Linked DNA regions of Mus musculus: region 2 is linked to region 1. The links are chromatin loops, found by intact Hi-C in ENCODE. Cell type or tissue: gastrocnemius. All regions are shown on one strand. Links, peaks and the distances in the headings refer to the core of each region. The heading gives the core; the rest is flanking DNA.

The links. A loop is a pair of places that touch in the nucleus more often than their neighbours do. Peaks named below come from ENCODE experiments on the same cell type or tissue, not always from the same donor. Only the 100,000 strongest peaks of a DNase experiment are listed, where the experiment ranks them.
Region 2: it touches region 1 in a loop (2.2-fold over the local background); 1 of 42 quality-filtered maps calls a loop at or near these places.

The regions. Positions count from the first base shown.
Region 1 is chr4:19,707,659-19,710,569 of GRCm38, reverse strand. It overlaps Wwp1 (WW domain containing E3 ubiquitin protein ligase 1), which reads left to right and starts at 1,566. Exons shown (of 25, transcript NM_177327.5): 1 at 1,566-1,731. In gastrocnemius, for the core only: no CTCF peak of the experiment used is centred there; a DNase peak (open chromatin) is centred at 1,396; H3K4me3 peaks cover 1,901 bases; H3K27ac peaks cover 2,416 bases.
Region 2 is chr4:19,868,022-19,870,932 of GRCm38, reverse strand. No RefSeq gene overlaps it. Among named protein-coding and RNA genes, the nearest start is that of Slc7a13, 51 kb to the right of the region's middle. In gastrocnemius, for the core only: no CTCF peak of the experiment used is centred there; a DNase peak (open chromatin) is centred at 1,608; H3K27ac peaks cover 383 bases.

The DNA of each region.
Region 1 (2,911 bases), core at 209-2,708:
GACAGGTTATTACTGTGCCCAATGACCTTAAGCATTAGAGTGACATGATGTTTGGTGTCCGCTGGAAACTTGACAGAATCTAGAATCACCTGGGAGATGGCCTATTGACATTGCCTTCAAAGGATTATCTTGCTTCTGGTAACTGAGGTGGGCAGGGCCATTCCATGGGCTATATGCAACAAAGGCATGATAAGCATGCCTCTCACTCTATTTCCTCACTTCTGGTTTATTGTGACCAGCTGCTTCAAGCTCCGGTCACTAGGTATGAGCCAGCGTAAACTCCATTTCCCTTAAGTTGTTTTGGACCAGTCATTTATCACAGCAAGAGGAATAGGTTGAAGAAAAGTAAAATTGTCATGTACATTTTTGAGAGATTTTTGTGCACCATAGGCATATGCCCCTAACTTATATGTAAAATTAGGGGCTAGTAACTAATGGACCAGAGTGGAAAAGAATGAACGTTTGTTCATTCAAGTGGTATTTACTGAGTCCTACAAATACTCATGGAGCCTTAGTGTTCTTCTTGGTAGACTACTTTTTTCTCTTCTTCAAAAGTTGCAGCAACAACGGAGTGAATCAGAAAGGTGGTTTAATGTTAACAAGATATTTAGAACAGAAATGTTACAAGGTGATTAGGCTGAGAACTTGTTACCTATGGAGTAGTGAAGTTAAAGGTGTCACAGGCAACAAGAAGCCAGGATTCGTGAACTTTTCTGACAAGAGAACTAGTCGGCTCTGGGGTGGGTTTAAATTAATTTGTGAGGTCTAGCTGAGGTGTTTGGCTAAATGTACTATTTATTCTGGAAGAACTTTTGTTCTTTCTCTGAAGTAGAATGGCGGGCCATATGGTGAGTAATGTGGTCATTACACTGCAGTGTGACCTTTCTCGCAATGTAAATTACCAACAGCTCTTTTCTAAACCAGTTGACTCATTGTGTCAAAGAGTCAAGAGACAGCTACCTTTCAGAATTACTGTGTCCATTAACTGTACGAAAAGGGATATATGCACTTGCTCAATCAGTAGTAGCTTTGTCCCTGGGCCACTGTGGTGCCAAGAGAAAGGAACAATTTCATTACCAACACAATGGTCTCGTGTGACTACCATTACTAATGGACCCTAAATCAAATATTAAAGCGAGGTCAAGGGGTTTTCCTTCGCAGCCTACTTTGGCTGCGAAAGCACGGACGTGCCTGGAGGGTCTTCCCTGAGGTTATGCAGGAAGCTCTGCAGCTGACTGAACAGACCAGGTAGCTGCTGTTCACAAGTCACCACCGGCTTCCCGGCGGCTGCCCCGCCCCCTTTCCGGCTCTGGCTCCACCTCCTCTCCCTTATTGGTTGGCGTGCCTCTCCGCCTGACCGCCTGGAAGACCCGGAGGAGCGGAGTGGCCCCTAGGCGGGCTGGGCGCGCGCTCGCTGCGCATGCTCGAGGGCAGCTGGATTCCCGGTCTGGACCAGAGGCTCAGAGCGGCCCCGGCGGGGAGGCGCGCCCGTGCGCGGCAGCGGCAGCGGAGTCGCGAGCACGCTGCGCGCTCCCGAGGAAGGGAGGTGTAGGCCGGGGTGGGTGGGGGGAGGGCCGGGTGTCGGCGCGCTTGGCGTGCGGGATCCGAGTGGCTGCGGGCGGCCTGAGCTGCCCGGCCGACGCCTGCTGCGAGATGGCGATCTTGGGCGCGGAGGGCTGAGGAGGCGCCGCCGCGGTGGCTGCGGGCCCCGGGAGCCGCAGCTTTGCGCGGGTAAGTACAGCGGGGCTCTGGAGGGCGGCCGGGCCGGAGTTCGCCGGGGTGGGGTCGCCGGGCTTGCCCCGAGCTGGCCCTGGCACCGGCCTGTGCGGGTGACACCGGAGCCCGGCGAAGTGGCTCGGTGACTGCAGTGCTCAGCCTCCTGACCGGCGGCTTGCTGGCGTCCCAGCTTCCCCGCCTCAGAACTGCTGCCCTGACTTTCACCCGGATCCCACCGGCGCGAGCCGGGACGCCAGCCTCAGAACGTCCTTTTCTGACACGTTTTTAGCATTCAGCTTTTTTTTTTTTTTCACTGACTCCGCACCTCCTCTCACCAACAATCTTAATCTCCACCTTTGGTGACCTGGTAGGTTCAAGTGACCTTGCAAAATTTTCTAATCCTCATCTCGTGATTTGGGTCCTTTTCCTTTAAATCTTCTTTTAAAATGTAGTATTGTTAGGATTTGGTACTTTGCCCGTCGCCTTTAGCCTTTACAGTCCTTAAATGATCAGTTTGTGGCTTAGGGCTGTATGGCTTTCTACTCATCGGTTTGGAGTTGTAAGTTCTTTTGCTCTAAGCGATTCCTCTTCATTATTACCAAAAAGAAGGTGTATCTATTATGCTTTTGAAATATTTTACTCGTCCACCATAAAATATTTCACAAATGTCTGTGTTTTCCCTGTTAATGTTTCATCTTTTTGTGTGCATAAAATTGAATTCCTCCCCCTAAAATGCCGCTACTTAGAGTTATGGAAAAAAATGCCAGAGTTACCTTCCCACTCCCCATTTGGTGTTTTTTTTACCCCTGATGAAATACCCTGTTCACAGTTGTCTGTAGGTTTCTGTAAGAGTTTTTGCTTATGTATAAATCCACTTAACATGTCTCACCAAGTCTGTATGTAACTGCTAGTAAAACTCTCCTTTTAAAAAAGACATTCTTTCATTTATCTAACTTCCTTGAGCCATAAAACTATGTGCTTAAGCTGACTGAAAATTACCATTTTTTAAATAACTAGTTAACATTTTAAATTCAAAGATAATGTCCAAGTGTTGGAGCTGTTGAAATTGAGATGCTTGAGAAATGTGACTTAGCTCTTTGAGACATAGATTATTAACATTTCCAAATAATTCTTCACGTAAAATGTAGAGCTGCTTTTAAGACACTGTACTTTTGAAACCCAGGGCATGGCTGAT
Region 2 (2,911 bases), core at 174-2,673, 160 kb before region 1:
TGAGTAAACTGACATACATGATTTCTTCTTAGAAAGTGAGTGATTTATTTATTTTCAAAATAGTAATTTTAATAACTTTAGTAGCTAGTAAGTAGCTAATAGCTATAGGAAACATGTTTATGAGTCCTTCCAGCAAAGAAGAGATTTATTAAGTTTCAGAACTTATTAATTCAGTGGTGTTAAGTCACACAGGGCACTTGTGAGGTTTTGTTTGGCAAATATCCCATGAGCGCTGCCTTTTTCCCCAGAATACAGCTTCTTCTCACTTTTATCTGTTTCCTGAGGCTACTAAGGGAAAGTTTTCAGCTTAACTGGAGACTGGGGTTTCCCACCAAGATCCTCAGAGCAAATGGCCTGTATCATCCTGTTACACTGAGTCTGGGACTTTTTTCCCTCTGCCAAGTGTTGCAGGTTAGCAGTTTTCATGGTAAGGAGTGTGTGTGTGTGTGTCTGTGTGTGTGTGTGTGTGTGTGTGTGTGTGTGTGTCTGTGTCTGTGTGTCTGTGTGTCTGTGTGTGTGCGTGTGTGTGCATAGAGGCCCTAGATCAATGTCAATTCTGCGTGTGTATGTGTGTGTGCATAGAGGCCCCAGGTCAATGTCAATTCTGTATGTGTGTGTGTGTGTGTGTGTGTGTGTGTGTGTGTGTGTGCACGCAGAGAGGCCCTAGGTCAAAATCAATTCTTCTATTACTCTCCCTAGTTTCTTGAGACAAGGTCTCCCCCTGAACCTGGGGTTTGCTCTATGGCTAGACTGGCTAGCTAATGAGGTCTCAGGGTTAACCTATGTCCCCCCTTCCCCAGAGGCACCCCTCTGTGCACAACACTAATGTGAGTGCTATGAATCCAAACTCAGGTGTTTGTGCTTGAACGGCAAGTTCTTCACACACTGGTCATCACCTGCCCTCTGTCTAGGGAATCATTTAATTAGAGAGTTGCATGAATAATCTATTCTGTGCTCTGGTACACAGACCCAGGCAGCCACCCTGCATCCATGAAGGGCTGCTCATGGTTGTGGTGATCTTGTCTATGCCTTACCCTGGTCCATTTTTTTTAATTGATTTTTTTGTGAATTTTACATCCTGCACCTAAATGCCACTCATGTCCCCATCTCTCCTTCTCCACACTTCACCATTGCAACTTCCCCCCAAAAGAAAACATACAAGCAAAAAATTTTGCTGCGGAAGCTGAGCTGTGGCACAGTGTGTCATGCAATATGCCCTTTTGCCCAAACAGCTTTACTTCCAGATGTTCACTGGAATGAGTCATTGGTCTAGATTCTGCTACACTATCAGTACTAGATCCTCACCGGGACTCCTCTTGGATATCCTGTTGTTGCCCTGTGCAATGAAGATCTTGCGGTGGTTTTGGTTCTGCAGGACCAGCCCCTTCCCATGCTCCAGCAGTTCATCAGTCGGGTAGATGTTTAGGTGGATCTGGGTCTGGGTGGTAGCTGAGCTGCTCAGCCGGACAGCTCTCCCATGCTCATGCAGTCAGAGCCAGTTCTTCAGCACAAGCCAGTGTGGATCAGGGCCTGCTCACCTGCTCTCAGGCCCTCAGGGCCAGCTTTGTCATGCTGTTCTGATGAGGGGTGGGACCAGCTCTGACATGCTATCCTGGTGACAGATGGGACCAGCTCTCCCAAATGTGGCAGCCAGTGAGGGGTGGGGCCAACTCTCCACAAACCAGGGATGTGCATGCTTGGCCTTTGTGGCAACATGGTCCATAGACATCAACACAGACACCCACACCCTGATGCCATAGGTTCATAGACACAGACATGACCCTCAGTGACAGCATAGGCTGGGACCTTACTATGGCCTCAGGTGGCATCACTGGCTTCTCACATCCGGACGTTCCTCACTATCCCCAAGTCTTGAGTTCTACATCTCTTCATTGTGCACACACCTTCTCTTTCTCTTCGATCTCTCCACCAGTTACTTGCTCATCTTAGTGGCACTCAGGTCTTCTATGTGTCTTCTGAGTGGTTCCAGGCAAGAGGTGATTTATTTATTTTTATTTTATGAATATGTGTGTTTTACCAACATATATACTTGTACACCATATGTATACGGTGTCTCTAGAAGACCGAAGAGGTCATTAGGTCTCTCTGAACTGAAGTTCCACATAGTTGTGAGCTCCCATGTGACCTCTTAGAAATGAACCCAGGCCCTCTGCAAGAAAAACAAGTGCTCTTAATACTGAGCCATCTCTCCATGCCCAATATACATGACATGTCAAAGTTTCTATTATCCAACAGTCTATTTCCATGATCATATCTTGAACTAACAACCTTAATATATTACTCCAAGTATCTTTTTTCTTTTTTATTCAATACAGCTTGCTAAAACACCTTTACTTCCTCATTGGTATCTTCCATAACAAAAGAAATAAGTTGTATAATTGAATTAGGATGATGCAACATAGGCAAAAATGCATGTTTTGAAATGTAAAGAATGCTTAATCACTTAACAATGTTCAATTTAGAATTTTCACCTTTACTCTACTTAAGTGTTATTGGAATAGTTTAAGAATGCATTTTCCTTTTTTTCCCAAGAACATCAGTTGCTTATTCCATCTGATTTTTAGAAATTGATTACAGCAAATGACATAGAGTTATCTAAGTAATATAGTATACAAAAATAACATCTTGATTTCTGAGAAAATTCATTTCTCTGCAATTCCTGAGTAGCTACAAATTACGCTCCTTTATGCATCAGAGTTTACTCTGGGGTTTAAACTCAGTCTTTGGAAACAGCATGTGCTAGACCTTTGCCATCATTTGTGTGTCTCCCATCAAGGCTGCAAGGATCATGGGTCCTCTCAGCCTTTTTCTTGAATGTTTGCCTTTCTGATTCGTTTGCTACCACTCAGCTGAATTGTCTTTAAAGATCTAGGCCAGAGCTTAATTGTTA